2 separate regions of the Homo sapiens genome follow, and region 2 is linked to region 1. Evidence: chromatin loops called from intact Hi-C (ENCODE). Cell type or tissue: endothelial cell of umbilical vein. All regions are shown on one strand. Region 1 overlaps DNAH8 (dynein axonemal heavy chain 8). Region 2 overlaps DNAH8 (dynein axonemal heavy chain 8).

Evidence for each region. Hi-C counts contacts between places; a loop is a spot of excess contacts. Peaks named below come from ENCODE experiments on the same cell type or tissue, not always from the same donor. Only the 100,000 strongest peaks of a DNase experiment are listed, where the experiment ranks them.
Region 2: a loop joins it to region 1, with 20 times the contacts of the local background. A loop is called at or near these places in 5 of 110 quality-filtered maps.

The regions. Positions count from the first base shown.
Region 1 is chr6:38,791,674-38,799,673 of GRCh38, forward strand. It overlaps DNAH8 (dynein axonemal heavy chain 8), which reads left to right. Exons shown (of 93, transcript NM_001206927.2): 21 at 1. Among named protein-coding and RNA genes, the nearest start is that of DNAH8, 80 kb to the left of the region's middle. In endothelial cell of umbilical vein, a CTCF peak has its summit at 4,048; DNase peaks (open chromatin) are centred at 4,108, 4,538, 5,328, 5,668 and 1 weaker place; H3K27ac peaks cover 1,717 bases.
Region 2 is chr6:38,928,882-38,936,881 of GRCh38, forward strand. DNAH8 (dynein axonemal heavy chain 8) reads left to right here. Exons shown (of 93, transcript NM_001206927.2): 75 at 630-785; 76 at 2,930-3,112; 77 at 6,711-6,816. It overlaps DNAH8-AS1 (DNAH8 antisense RNA 1), which reads right to left. Exons shown (of 5, transcript NR_038401.1): 2 at 7,412-7,511. Among named protein-coding and RNA genes, the nearest start is that of DNAH8-AS1, 20 kb to the right of the region's middle. In endothelial cell of umbilical vein, a CTCF peak has its summit at 4,764 (motif pointing left); a DNase peak (open chromatin) is centred at 4,750; H3K27me3 peaks cover 767 bases.

The sequences.
Region 1 (8,000 bases):
GGTATGCATTTGTTCATTAAATTAGAATCACAAAAATATTGGCCTATAAACCTAAAATGTGAAATTTCAGTCTAAAAGTAGAAACCTGGGTCAGTAGCATTTAGACTTTTTTTTTTTGTTTTTTGTGAACATTCTCTGCTCCAAGGACTTTCATGCCTTCAATAGCAAGAGCCCTGGCCACAACCTAGACTAACATTTTGTTGATATCCTCAGCCTAATGCTGGCGTTTCCTGGGGCTCTGTAAGTGGTTCACAGCTCTCTTCCACTGTGCATGGCTACCAGGGCCATATCATTTTTCTCATGGCTTTAACTCCAACATACTTTCCCTCTAAGTCACTCAGAAACCTGGGAATCATCTAGACTTCTTTCCTCACCCCTTCATTTCCTATATCCAGCCAGTCCTGAGAGGCTTAGCCAGGACTTTTTTTTTTGAGAGGAAGTTTCACTCTTGTCACCCAGGCTGGAATACAATGGTGTGATCTTGGCTCACTGCAACCTCTGCCTCCCGGGTTCAAGTGATTCTCCTGCTTCAGCCTCCCAAGTAGCTGGGATTACAGGCCTGTACCAGCACACCCGGCTAATTTTTGTGTTTTTAGTAGAGATGGGGTTTTGCCATGTTGGCCAGACTGGTCTCGAACTCCCGACCTCAGGTGATCCACAGCTTTAGCCTCCCAAAGTGCTGGGATTACAGGCCTGAGCCACAACTCCCAGCCTAGGATTTTTTTCTTACTTAGATTTTGCTTGAGTTTCAGCCTGTTCTTTCCCTTTCTAGGTCAGGTCGTTACTGCTCATTTTGACTTTAGCAATTCATTTGGTGATCCAACTGGTCTCGCTGCTTCCATGTTTACCCTGACACATCCATCCACATTGCCATCAAATCTGATTGTGAAATGCCCCAGCTTAAATCCTTCTTGGCAGTGGCACATAGTCCTTGCAGGATAAAATGTAACCTCTTCAGCATTGTTATGTTGAAACTATTTAGATACCTGTTTATCCTCCATTGACTCAAAAGCACAAAGACAGGAACCCTGTCTAAACATTTTCAAGGACCAGCACATAATGCAACCTCTCTTATAAATTCAAGACATACATTTATGTTTTGAACTGAACTCTTTCTTTTTTTGAGACAGGGTCTTGCTCTGTCACTCAGGTTGTTCTGCAGTGGTGTGGTCATGGCTCACTGGAGCCTTGACCTCCTGGGCTCAAGTGATCTTCCCATTTCAGCCTCCCAAGTAGCTGAGATTACAGGTGCATACCACCACAACTTGCTAATTAAAAACATTTTTTTTGTAGAGACAGGGTTTCACCATGTTACCCAGGCTGGTCTTGAACTCCTGAACTCAAGCGATCCACCCACTTTGGCCTCCCAAAGTGCTGGGATTACAGGTGTGAGCCACCATGCCCAGCCTTAAAATTATTTGTTCTCAGTTTTGGGGTCTTGACTATAACTGAGACAACACTAAACAACCCATTACATTAAATTAGTTAATTAATTTAGTTTTTTGAGATGAGGTCTGCCACCCAGCCTGGAGTGCAGTGGCAAGATCATGGCTCACTGCAGACTAGAATTCCTGGGTTTATGTGATTCTCCTACCTCATCCTCCCAAAGTGCTGGGATTATAAGTGTGAGCCACCTTGCCTGTGAGATGACCCGTTTTAACATCCTGTTCTTGGTGTGTTCAAGTTTAAGATGATTATATCTTCTGGATTGGGTGTTCCTCTATCATTATTAAGTTTTTTATCCTTAAGTTATTTTGTTTGATATTGATGTAATTATACCAGCTTTTTTCAGGTTACTATTTTTCAGATGTGTCTTTTTCCATTTTATGACTTTCGTCCTTTTTGGATTCTCCTATTTTAGATTTTGTTCTTGTAAAGAACATTTAACTGTGTTTTATTTTTAATCTATTCTGAAAGTCTGTTTTTAAAAAACTGGTAATTTTGACCTATTTACATTAATTGTAACTATTAATTAATATTTTTGGAAATACTTCTACTCCCTGCCCTCTTTTTAAAATTTATTAACTTATCTATTTCTAGATGTTATTTTATATTCTTTTTCAAATATATGTGATCTTTTTCTCATGTCTTTATTCTATTTTTCTTTAGACATTAAAAAATATTTTATATTTTACAACATAATTTCACTATCTGAAAAAAATGGGGGAGTCTAATTCTGCTCTGTGCTGTTTCTACCAACTCTTGCCCAGAGTGGCTTGTTTCTTCCTGTTTTTTACAGTTTTGGATTGGGAGCTAATGCACACACATCTATTTGTGGGAATGCTGGACAGCCTTGGTTGAGAACCTGTTTCTTTTTATTTATTTCTATGTGATGCCTAGGAGTTTTACCAAGTTGGGACAACTTTATGTTGGTTTCTCAGAGGATAGAATTTCTAAAGCTTCATAGATTGTATAAACTCAAGCCCCAAACCTATGTAAGGGTAAACTAGTTGTAAATTCCCAAGGGAGAATTTGCTCCCCGCCAGCCCAGAGCCTCAACCAAGGTAGCTGACTTTCCTTTCTCGTCCACTCTTTCCCTGAGGGCCTAGCCCTTGATTTACCTGATATTAAGCAAGGGTGGGGATGGGGTAGGTCTCATTTCTAGCCTCTCACCCTTGTGAGGGATCCAAGGCCTTAATTTTTTTTTTTTTTGGTTATGAAAAAACAAAGCCCATAGAAGCTATGGTTTCAGGTTGCTTTTTATTTTAGTTTCTATGCTTTAAAAAAATTGAGATGTAACATATACTCAGAAAAGTGCACAAATTTTAAGTGCACCATTCAATGAACGTTTACATATGATACACCCTTGTAACTGTCTCCATGATCAAGATATGGAACACTTTCTGTATCCCAAGTGATTCCTTTGTGCTTTACTCCAGCCAGTTACACTTCCTTCCCACCCCTAAAAGTAATCACCATTTGACTTCTATCACTGTATATTAGTTTCGCCTGTTTTTGAACTTCATGTAAATGGAATGGTGCAGAATATATTCTCTATTTCTGACTTCTTTTGCTCAGTGTTATATGTATGAGATTCATCTTTGCAGTTGTGACACATTCGTTCTTTCATTTCAACTTCTCATTGCTGTATAGTATTACATAATACGGATTTAGTACAGTTTATTTGTTCATTCTACTCTTGAGGGCATTTAGATTGTTTATAGCTTTTGGTTATATACTAAGAATTCTTGTAAATTTTTTTTTGTGGACTTAAGCACTAATTTGGTGGATATATACCCCAAAGGGAAATTGTTGAGTCATAGATTATGAATATATTTAGCTTTAATAGAAATTGTCTTTTTAGAGTTTGTCTCTGAACTAGGAGCCAGACAAGTTCACGCATTACATTTGATTGAAATATCTCTTTAAGTTTTAAAAATCATTTCCCACTCCCCACTCTTTGTTTTGGCTGACAACTTTTTTATTGTGATAAAATATACTAACATAGCATTTACCATTTTAACCATTTTAAGTGTACAATTTAGTGGCATTAGGTACATTCCCAATGTTGTATAACCATCACAATGATCTATTTCCAAAACTTTTTCATCATCTCAAACTAAAACTCTCTACCAATTATACAGTAATTCTCCAGTGGTAGTGCTAAGACTCAAGAGTGTAAGTTGCTGGGCACGGTGGCTCACGCCCGTAATCCCAGCACTTTGGGAGGCCGAGGCAGGTGGATCACGAGGTCAGGAGATCGAGACCATCCTGGCAAACACGGTGAAACCCCGTCTCTACTAAAAATACAAAAAAATTAGCCAGGTGTGGTGGCGGGTGCCTGTAGTCCCAGCTACTTGGGAGGCTGAGGCAGGAGAATGGCGTGAACCCAGGAGGCGGAGCTTGCAGTGAGCTGAGATCTCACCACTGCACTCCAGCCTGGGCGACAGAGCGAGACTGTGTCTCAGAAAAAAAAAAAAAAGAGTGTAAGTCAAGATGCAGGAGGCAGAATTCTGAAGAGCATGCTTGTCAAGCAGTATGCCCAGTCACTTGCCCTGGAGTGATCTAAGATCTAGTAACAGTTGGGCTGTCTTCTCACAAACCTACCAGCAAGTGGCGTTATAGTGAAGCCAGAGTATGATTTGTAATGACAGGGCAAGTTGGATCACACTCCTGACTGCAATCAGTTTTGGAAACACAATATATGTAACATTAATTTTTTGAGACAAAGTTGGTTTGGGCCAAACTGTGGTTTCAGATCGTATTTGGGAATCAGGGCTATTTGCAGTCAGGGCAGTGTTCCTTGTCTTGGCGCATCCAAGGGTGGTTTAGGACAGATTATGCGAATTATTAAAAAGCTTTCTTCTGTTAGTTTCCAGTTGTTCTTTCTGTCCTGTGATCCTAGGGCTGATAGTACTTTCCTCCTTGGCCAGCTGGGTCCCTTTTAGGATTTACCAATGGGTGTGCTAGAAGGATGCTGGAGGAGAGAGAAGGGACTTGCTCTTTCCTGATTTGCCTCCTGTTCCTGACACTACTGCACCCACAACAACTCTTCACTCTGCCAACAGCACTTAGTCACAGCCCTGGCTTTCCCAGCCCTTCCAGAGCCAGCCCCGTGTGCCTTTCACGGTACCAGCATCATGAGGTCCCTCTCTGAGCTCCTGAGATAGCAGTGCTGGCTGGGCAGCCCCCTCACTTCTCTGCTCCAGGTTCTAATAACTCCATCCTCATCCCAAGTCCTAGGGATGCTAGCTTCTTCCTGCTGTAACTGTTATATCTCTGTGTGCCGTCAGTGTCCCTGTAAGCATTTTGGGTCCTTTTAAGGGAGGAGACCACCCCTCATATTGTCTTATGCCCAATTTCTGCCTCCAAAGAAAGAAGTAAAAACTAAAAGGCAGAAATGAAATCCACAGGCAGACAGCATGCACCACACCCTGGGCCTGGTAGTTAAAGATCGACCCCTGACCTAACTGGTTATGTTATCTATAGATTCCAGACATTGTATGGAAAAGCATTGTGAAAATCCCTGTCCTGTTCTGTTTCGTTCTGATTACCGGTGCATGCAGCCCGCAGTCACGTACCCACTGCTTGTTCAGTCAATCACAATCCTCTCATGGGGACCTGCTTAGAGTTGTAAGCCCTTAAAAGGGACAGCAATTGCTCACTCGGGGAGCTCGGTTTTTGGAGACATGAGCCCGCCGATGCTCCCAGTTGAATAAAGCCCTTTCCCTCCACAACTCGGTGTCTGAGGGGTTCTTGTCTGCGGCTTGTCCTGTACACTTTAACTGTGTTTAACCCATCCTCCATATTAAATTCTCTAATTTTATTTGTTACAATAGCTGGTGTGTCTTCCGTTTTCCTGACTGGAGCCTAACTGATAACTTCTGTCTCGATAGATCTACCAATGGAATAGAAAATCAAGGAAATGTTATGATCCAAGTTAAACACTGTTAAATAATTAATGAGTATTAGCAATTCTGTCAACAAAATCAACTTGGGGCTGGACGCGGTGACTCATGCCTGTAATCCCAGCACTTTGGGAGGCCAAGGCAGGTGGATCACTTGAGCTTAGGAGTTTGACTCCAGCCTAGCCAACATGGCAAAGCCCCATCTCTACTAAAAGTATAAAAATTAGTCGGGGGGCGGTGGTGGTGCATGCCTGTAATCCCAGTGAAAGGAGAGGCCAGCTAGGCTTCTTAAGTCGAGTAAAGGCTCAGAAAGCTGTGAAACTCACTCATTTCCTGCCTCAAGCCTTACTTTAGTCCTAGATAAATAATAGTGAAGATATATGCTTAAAATATTCCTAACACCAGGGTTTGTGCATGTTTTCTTCCCTAAGAAAGCTATAAACAGTGAAAATTTTGCTGTAAGCTTCCCTGTGTCCTCTCTCCCTCTCTCCCTTTCCCCTCCCCTGAAACTAAAAGGAATTTTAATTGCCCGTTTGTTTGTGACCAGCAGACCTTATCTATGCTTCCAATTCCAATTCCTTGTAAAAATACTGTGAGATCCTGTCTCCTTTACTACGCCGCTGCAAAGTCATAAAGTAGATGAAACCTAAGTTGCAATTCAGGTTTTCCTCAAGATCTAAGACATGTTAATTGTCTTTGTTTCTCACTCTAGTAACATCTCCCCGCTGCACATATTTCCCACCTTAAAAAGTTTAAAAAGTGATCAAAGAAGGTAACGCTGGCTACCGGCTGAAGACCCCTTCCACGCTGTGGAAGCTTTGTACTGTCACTCTGCTCAATCAAGCCTACAGCTTTTTTTCTCTTAGTCGGTGTCTCCATCACTCGCAGCTGCCACGCCAATTCTTCGGCTTGGCTAAGGCAAAAACCTTTAGCATTACACCAGCTACTTGGGAGGCTGAAGCAGGAGAATCGCTTGAACCTGGGAGGCGGAGGTTGCAGTGAGCCGAGACCGTGTCCACTCCAGCCTGGGCCACAGAGCGAGACTCCGTCTCAAAAAAAAAAAAAAATCAACTTTGCTCTATAGAGACAAAAGCACATTAGTGGTTGCCAGAGCTGTGGAGATGGGGAAATGGGGTGACTGCTAATGGGTATAGGGATGCTTTCTGAGGTGATGAGAATATTATGGAATTAGATAGTGGTCATGGTTGCACAAGTCTGTGAATATACTAAAAACCAGTAAGTTACACACTTCACAAGGTTAATTTTGTAGAATGTGGATTATATCTTAATTAAAACAAAATTTAAAAATCAATATAACTGTCTCCTAGTCCCTGGCGTACCCCTAAGGCACTTCTTTAGTATTCAGTCTGTTTCTTACTGAGTTTTAAGAATGGTCTTAGTCCTCAAGGAGTAGCGAGTCTTCTCAAGAAGAGATGGAGTCCTTATTAGGACAGGATGCTTTACTTTGTGTGGCCTCAACTGTTCATGACGTGTTATAGAGGTAGTATTTGCAGTGACATTATTTTGCCACTTGTTGAACATAAGAGGAAGGTGGCTGAGCCATTGGGTTGCCAGCTGACACAGGACATCTGTGCAGTGGAATGTGTATGTCTAAGTTTCTTACCCTTGGTATTGATGGCAGTGTGGGTCGTTGTGATTATCTGAAGTGGCCCAATTCAGCAAGGATTAATGAAGTTTGTTTTGCACGTGTTCTTTGATCAGAGTTCAGACACAGGGTTGGAGTTGAGGCACAGGGATTGTGTATGGGACAGTATCAGTGAAGATCCCAGCAGGGTGAGATACCGCAGGAGTCCCAGTGGTGGGAAGTCATCACCACCACTAGGGCTGAAGGGACCAGGGAAGAAAATTGTGCTTTCAGAGCCCAGTAAAAGCTGAAGCCATGTGGCAGGGCTCTACCAGAGATGCAGCCTCCAAGCAAGGAGGGAATGGGAAAGAAATACCCCACCTTCTCTCTCCTATAGCTCTCCTGTCTTCTCTTGGTGCCTCCTCTTGGGTTAAACCCAACTGGAAGTCAGAGAATGAGGGAGTCCCACAACGTAGGGCGTGGCAGAGAAAAGTAGAGAATGGTTGGCAGGACATGGAGTGTCTGGCAATATGGCTTTGATGGAGTGACAGGGATTATTCATAATTAAAATCATGTAAATAATTTCCACAATCAGAGCTCTTGGCACATTGCTGACTGCTGCTGCATCCATTTTTCCTTCCTTTGGGTTCTATGGAGAAAGTTTCCACCTCTCTTCAAAACTGAGGTCCTCCAAATGGGCTGTTGATTCCATGCCTACCTGTCTTCTCGGTGACCTTGTTCCGCCAGTTTTCCTTTCTCCTGTATCCTCAGCGTTGTCCTCTCCACTGGGTCCTTCTCTCCAGCAGTATCATATGCTCTCATGCTTTCCTTGCCGACAGACACTTTCCCACTTCTTCCTTTGCTTCTCATTTACAACCAGACTTCTCCAAATGCTCGCACATGCTATCTTCACTTTCCCATCTCCTATTAATTTTTGTTTCCCCAATTTCTGGCTCAAATTATTTCTGGCACAAATTATTATTTTTTAGCAGCCTTATTGAGATAAAATTCACATACCCTACAATTCACCCATTTAAAGTGTACATCTCAATGCTTTTCAGTATATT
Region 2 (8,000 bases), 140 kb after region 1:
TAATAACAAACGCATTAATCTAAACACGAAGACCCAACCAGGAATTCAGAATTGCAGTTTTAAAAAAATGTAAGCATATATAAAGTGAATGTCTAGTCTTTTAGGTTGACTTTACGGAAAGTGTTAAATTCTTCCCAGTGCCAATAGGAGACAGAATACATGGATAGACCCTCAGTGCGACTCAATATATCATTTCTGACATTCTTATGTTTACTTTTTATCACTTACTCATCTTGTAGGGGTCCTGAGAAAATAAATGAATATCCAGATATGCAAGTTGCTTTGCTTTCTCTGAGCGATTATAGCTATGTAAGTTTGAAAGGATTAATCCTTGACTATTCTCTTCCATCTGTCAGGAGCAGAACTCTGACATTGCATCTGAGCAATGCCCCTTAACCCTCCTCTTTTGATCATAGAGACCCCATTACACATCTAGACCCCATTCAACAAAATCATGACTCACCAAGTTTTAGAAATTAATTTTTGTATGTTACTTTAATTTTTTTAAGTAAGTCTTCTTCTATTGCCCTTAAAATTCTTGATTACCTGTCCAACAAATCTCTCGGTTTCCCTTAGCAATGGGCACATTCTTTGTAACACAGATAGACCAATGAGTTCTTTCTGTTTAGGTGACATCTCTGAACCATAAATATTTTCGCACACACTTGGAGGACAGCCTTTCCTTGGGCCGACCCCTTCTCATTGAGGACATTCATGAAGAGCTGGATCCAGCCTTGGATAATGTATTAGAAAAGAATTTTATTAAATCTGGCACCACTTTCAAGGTGAGCTTTGTAAAAAAAAAAAAAAAGAAAGAAAGAAAGAAAAGAAAAAGAAAAAAAGAAAAAAATTAAGAAAGAGAAAGAAAGAAAAGAACAATGGTGACATCTACTTATCTTATTGAGCATAGCAGCAAATGCAATTTCCTTTAGGCAGTAGTATTTGGTACGTCGGAAATAAACTATTTCCAGACTGATACTTCAGTGTTTCCTTTTATTTTTTATAGCGTATAAAAGTTTCTGAGGTGGGGGCAATATTTTGATAAGAGTAGTCGTTTAGCTAAAACTAAGTAACATTAAGGAAACACATTGTCTGGTCTTAATATGTTAGTGCAACACACAGTATATATATGTTTAAGCAACTCTAGATATTGGTTTTGCAAGCCTTATATATATACATTTTTACAAAATAACCCGGATTTCTTCCCTGGAGAAAATGACATTTTAATAAAGTCATTGATTTGGTAAAGTCATTGATTTAATAAAGTCATTTTAATAAACACATTGATTTGGTCATTTATCTCTTTATTTTCAGTCTAAACTCATTGACTTTGTTGGAAGCTATGGAATATTGTTCTCAATTGTTGGTGATGAATTATTTTCAATTTGTATAAGTGTTTCATGTTTAATTTGTGTCATTCTCTACCTTTAGGCTTCTTAAGTTTTATAACAGCATTTCTGATTGGGTGTTTATTACTTTGGACAACTTAATTTCATGAGTATCAGTGAATAAGTAAAAATGAATATTTTCTCATTAAATAAAGACAGATTTATTCAGAAAAATTTTCTTCATAATGTGAAAATCTTTTATATGCCGCATTTTAAAAAATTCATTCAGCAAAGGTTTATGGAGCATCCAATATATACTTAAGCCTTTATGAGTTTATAGGGAGAAAAATAAATAAAACGCAGTTAGTGTTCTGAAGGTTAGCATCATTCTATAAGATTAGAGGGTAGAATTTCTCTTTTTCATAAAAAGAAGCTAAGAACAAAATTTTGGTGACTGGCTTGGATATTATGGACTCATCCACAATTTTGAACTGCATTTAAAAAGGTTTAATCCACAGGTAAAGATCGTATATATTTAAACTGTACAATGTGATGATTTGGTATACATATACGTTGTATAATGATTACCACAATCAAATTAATTAACACATCCATCACCACACATGCTGTACCTTAGATACCTGAAACTTGTTCATCTTATCACTGAAAGTTTGTACCCTTTGACCAACATCTCCCCATTTCTCCCATCCCCTATCTTGCTGGCAACCACTGTTCTATTCTCTGCTTCTATGAGTTTGACTTTTTTAGATTTCACATGTGAGATCATACAGTGTTTATCTGTGTCTGGCTTATCTTATATGACATATTTAATATGCCAAAGGAGGTTATAGAATCTCTATTCCCGAAGGTCTTTTAAAAGATCCTAGATTTTTATCTGCAATGTGAAGGCATAATGCCTTAGAATGTGATGGTGGCCTTAGTGATGTTTTCGGTCACGGGCAGAATTAAGATTAACCAGAGATTTAAGTCATTTAAAAATTCTATGATTGCCACCTGATTTTTAGATAGCAAAAACCAATTGTTTTTTCAACATGCTGCAAATAGTAGTGTTGAAGATAAATGTTACCTTTTTGAAAAAAGTTGGCGTTTTTCCTTTGAAAATTACATTAACTTTTTCTGTTGTCAAATATGCTTCAGATATACCTATGAAATTCAAAAAACAAAATTTCCTATAAACACATCAAATTTCCACAGTAGGAAACAATTTTCTTAACTGGAGAAAAAATAGCGGCTCCTGTACTACAAACAATTGATGGGAGTGATAAGTACTTGCTAAAATGTTAAAGTCAAATCTTAGATATGTCTAAGTTTTCCTTTATTCACCGTTTGTTTTGGATAACTTTTTCATTTGATTTGCTTGGTATCATTGCTAAAAACATCACCAGGCAGGACTACAATTCTAAATTATTCTAAATTGAATAGGCTTTATTATTTAAGATCAGTGATTAAAATTTTGTAACTTTCCTTCCCAATTTATTGAAGCGTCACAGCACTGACAGGTAAATTCTTTTCTAAATTGAACCCAAGTTCCTTTCCCTGCCCTTTAAGCTGTTTTTAATTTTATATGTGAATTTATGTAGGTGAAAGTCGGTGATAAGGAATGTGATATCATGGATACATTTAAACTTTACATTACTACGAAGTTACCAAATCCTGCCTTTACCCCAGAGATTAATGCTAAAACGTCAGTCATTGATTTCACTGTTACAATGAAAGGACTTGAGAATCAGTTACTAAGGAGAGTCATTCTAACAGAGAAACAGGTAATCTCTCTCTCAAGGTAAAGAATTTCTGCTTATAATACATGCTTAAAATGTATTGAGAAATTGCTAAGTATGTGAAAAAGAAAAAAAAATTTAAAAACCATATTTATCCTTGTTAACATAAGTATTTCTTTTGCAGCCTTAATTCCTGTCAAGAAATCATGTAACTCATCTTCTCATCCAGCCTGAAACACACACACACACACACACACACACACACACACCCGTCTCTTTCTACTTCTGTCTTTAAACTTCTAGGTGTACTGACTCTCTTATGTATAGTCCTTGTCTTGGGGACACCTGAAAACATCAATAAAACAATGATTGAGAGAAAAAGAAATTCCTCTGAATGGCTCTTCTTTCCACTGTAGTAGTTTCAACTACTACAGTCCAATAATCTAATGATATAGGGAGCCATACCTTTATTTTTAATTAAATTTTCCTGCACTAAAGCAGGGAAATTATGTCTAACTGAGGGTTCTAATAAAACAAAGAACAACTTAGGACTGGAAGATTTTAAGAGACTGATACAAGATTAAACTAATTTTTAAGTTGAAGCTCAGAAAACATTGTTTTATGCATAAAATATAATTGCATAAAATATTTTATGTATCTGCATTATAAAGTACATTTGCATAAAATATGATAAAGTAATTAATTTTAGAATTAAAGATTCAAGACAAAGGCAAGGTTAGAAATAATAAGAGCAGCAAGGCATGAAGTGGATGGGTGAGAAAAAGAATGACAAGGGAGGAAAACAGACAGAGGAGGGAAAAGAGGAGATGTGAATCCAGGGTCCCAAACACAGGAGAGACATCCAAGAAGGGAGAGGGAAATGACACAGACACCAAAGAAGTAGACTCAGTGAAAGGCAACATCCTACCTGGCTCATAGACAGTTACCACAGGCACAGGCCCTTGAAAGGTGGCTGGTCTGGTGGAGTGAAAAGGGCACAGTCTCAGCTTTGACTCTCTTAGTTGTTTGATCTTGGTTTCCAACAAACCTGGGGCTTATGCAGTCCAGGAAGGGATCCCGTTCCTCTTCCACAGCCAGGCGGAGATGGCCCTGGCCCGGCAATTCACTGTTTCCATCGCCTCTCAGGATCACATGCTGTTAACTGTTGACAGTTAGTCCCTTGTGGTCTAATTGGTGCTGTGGGTTTATTTTGAGATGATTCCTCGCTGGTCTAGATCCCCCATGCAGGCTGCACTAACCTCCAGAAGTCAAGCAACTCCACTGTCTAAAGGTCCCCAGGGCTCCCCACACCCACTCTTCTTATTCCCTAGCTTCCTCTTCAAGAGATGTGCTAAGATGCTCATAGCAACCTTGCTGGAGAAAAAAATGCACATTTAATATGCAGGAGGGTATTCTAAACATTATATTTAACCCTCCTAACAATCCTACTATTATACCCATATTTTTACAGATGAGCAAATGGAGACCAAAGAAAATAAGGGTCTCGGTCTGTAACAGCACATGGACTTTGCAGCCTGCCAAGCCTCCTAGATAAGGTTTACAGGTCCTGCTATGAAGTTTAGCAAGAGTCCACTGTGCTATGATATCTGTTTTTCCATATCCAGAAAAGGAAGCTAATATGATTTCATTTTGTCCATGTATTCCTATACTGCCACCCAGGGGTGACCATTTTAATGAAAATGACTAACTGGTTATTTCCCTGCAAATACAGCAATGCTCTTTATCGCCCCATCAACTCCTGCCACCCTGTAAGTACAATGGCAATAACACTAGTCTTGGAGTTGGAGGACAAGGGTATTAGGCTGTTTTAACACACAGCTAGTTACTGGCAGAGACCGGCCTAATACCCTTGTTATTCAGAGTTCATATTTCTGGGTCCTTGGCTTTTCCAAATGTAAAATAAAGAAATTGGACTAAATTCAGCACATTTCAGTTTGACAAATATTTATTGGGTTGAGTTTCTTCTTTACAAAGCCACAAGATAAGTACTGTCAATAATACAAAAATGAATAGGAAAGCTTATGTATCTGTTTTCTAGATGCATAAACCGTAGTTGGAGGGAAATAATCTACTGATAGATTGTGATACAAACTATATTAGAGGCCAGGCGTGGTGGCTCACCCCTGTATTCCTAGCACTTTGGAAGGTTGAGGCAGGTGGATTACCTGAGGTCAAGAGTTTGAGACCAGCCTGGCCAACACGGTGAAACCCCGTCTCTACTAAAAATACAAAAATTAGCCAGGCGTGGTGGTGCACGCCTGTAGTCCCAGCTACTCGGGAGTCTGAGGCAGGAGAATTGCTTGAACCTGGGCGGCAGAGGTTGCAGTGAGCCGAGATCACACCACTGTATCCTAGCCTGGGTGTCAGAGGGAGACTCCATCTCAAAAAAACAAAACAAAACAAAACAAAAAACACGCACAGAAAAAAATCACAAAAAAACAAAAAACAAAACAAACTACATTAGATGTACAGATGAAGGCTGTGCCATGGCTTTTGATTGACTGGTTCAGGAAGACTTTTTGAAAATGATGAAATTTCTGAAGCAATTTTCCCAGAAACCTTCCCAAATAAGTTTTAAAACACCTTCTTTTAACGTAATTCTAAGTGCAGCATGTGATTCTGTATAAAATCAGAAGAAAAATGTTGTAAGGAATATTATTGAGATTATTGAGATTTCAATGTAGACTCTGTGTTTAGTGAGAGTATCAGTGATACTGACACATCAGTATCAGTGTTAAATTTCCTGAATTTGAATATTGGGCTACACTTATGTAAAAGAATGACCTGGTTCTTCAGAGATTTGCTAAAGTGTTTAGGGGTAAAAGGACATGACATCCACGAGTGATTCAGCAGTAATAATAATGATAACAACAATAACAATAATGACAACATTATGTATTCTATAGAGATATAGTGATAAAGCAAAATGTGATTTGGTGAATCTAAGTGAAGGCTATATGAAAGTTCCTTGTATTAGGCTTGCAACTTTTTGAATGCTTGAAATTTTTTCAAAATATAATTTTAAAAATATATCATTTTATGTAAGAAGAAAAAAACTCCTGTAAACATTCAAGTTTGCCCTCTGTAGAAGGAGATACAAATAAAATGGAAAATGGGTTTGTATTGGCAATCGGCTGTGCCAAACCAGGTACCTGGTGCTCCCATAGGAACCAGGCCAAGAGCTCACATTTAATCTGGGTAGCCCCTTGGTTTCTTGGTATTATTGCCTTTTTGTTTCTACTTGTTCTGACTGCAAATAAAGATAGCATTTCTTACAGAAGCAGTGTGGGAACAGGGCCAAGAGAATGGGACATGCTATTTATAAACTTAAAGCTGGCAAGAGAGCTTGGGGTAATTGGGCAAAATTATTTAGCAGAATTGTCTGGTGCCTGCCAGTATAAGTGCTGTGGAACCTTAATGACAGTAGGCATAATTTTAAAAAAATTTCCACAGAAACAAAAATATGGATAGATAGATTTGGCTAATGATAGTAATTTCTTCTGCCATTCAAAAGGTACTTTGCTTTAAACTTTTAAAATTGTTAATAAACACTAGTGAGTTGGGTTTACTGTAATAACTGGTAATTATAGTTCCAATGTTATTTTTTGTTTTTTAATGACAGGAGTTAGAGGCTGAGAGGGTTAAACTTTTGGAGGATGTTACTTTTAATAAGCGGAAGATGAAAGAACTTGAAGATAACCTCCTCTATAAATTAAGTGCTACAAAAGGTATTGTGTTATTAAGAAGTAATGAAATAACGGATTCTGAATAAGGATTTCATTTACACTCTTTTCAATGCCCTCATGACTATAGATGTTAGGAAATACTCATGTTATCAATGCAAAAACAAGCAAGGCAATTTCCATCTAGACATTAAAGAGGGACGGCAGAGAATCTGATTTTTGAATTAGCAAATAGAGACTGAGCATCTGAGAATAACACAATTTTCTTGATATAATTGCTTTCTCCTGAGAAAAATTAGGGCTCCTGATAGAGCTAGATAACTCATTATAGGTTAATTTGCTTGCCCCAAAGAAACTAATGTGCTCAATCTATTTTTTTTTTTTTTTTGAGACAGAGTCTTGCTCTGTCTCCCAAGCCAGACGTGGTGGCTCATGCTTCTAATCCCAGCACTTTGGGAGACCAAGGCGGGTGGATCACCTGAGGTCAGGAGTTTGAGAACAGCCTGGCCAACATGGTGAAACTCAATCTATTTTTTTTCAAATTGACTCTTTCATTTGGCATTGAAATGCAGTTATTGCAACGGGTTATGACACATGTAATCCATGTCAGAAGAGCTTGGGTACCAAAGGCCCAGCTTACCCTCTACTTGGCTTGACCTCCCACTTTAGATGGGAAAGACAGGTTCTCCTCTGGGCAGCCAAATCATCATGCCACACCTCAATTTGAGGATGTACTCTCTCTGCAATATATAAAAAGAAAATTTTATCCAAAGAAAATAAAATCAACAAACATATTGTTCTGTAGCAGACAAATCACAGAAACCTGAATTCTACTACCTTATTAGAAGTGAATGAATACTTCACAACTGCACCTTAATCCCGGGATGTTATTTAAACAAGTCTGACCTTCCAGAAGTACTGTACCTTTATGGTGAGCTTAGTGAAAAGTCCTTTTATCTGCCTACTCGCACTGCTCCCGCTAGTGAAGTTGTCTGTTTCTTGGTCCAGTGACTCCTCCCAGCCATTTGGGATACCCCTGGGCATTAAAAATATAGCAAGCAGAGCTGAGGGCTGCTCCCCTAGTCTAGCCAAGAGTGTGCTGGATCAAGACCTCTCTCCTTGAGGTTAATCCCAATTTGGACTTCCACAGTAGACAGCATACCCGTTGGAGTAACACAGCCCTTCCTGCAGCACTTGTCTGCCATCCCGAACTCTAGGGTAGGCCAGAG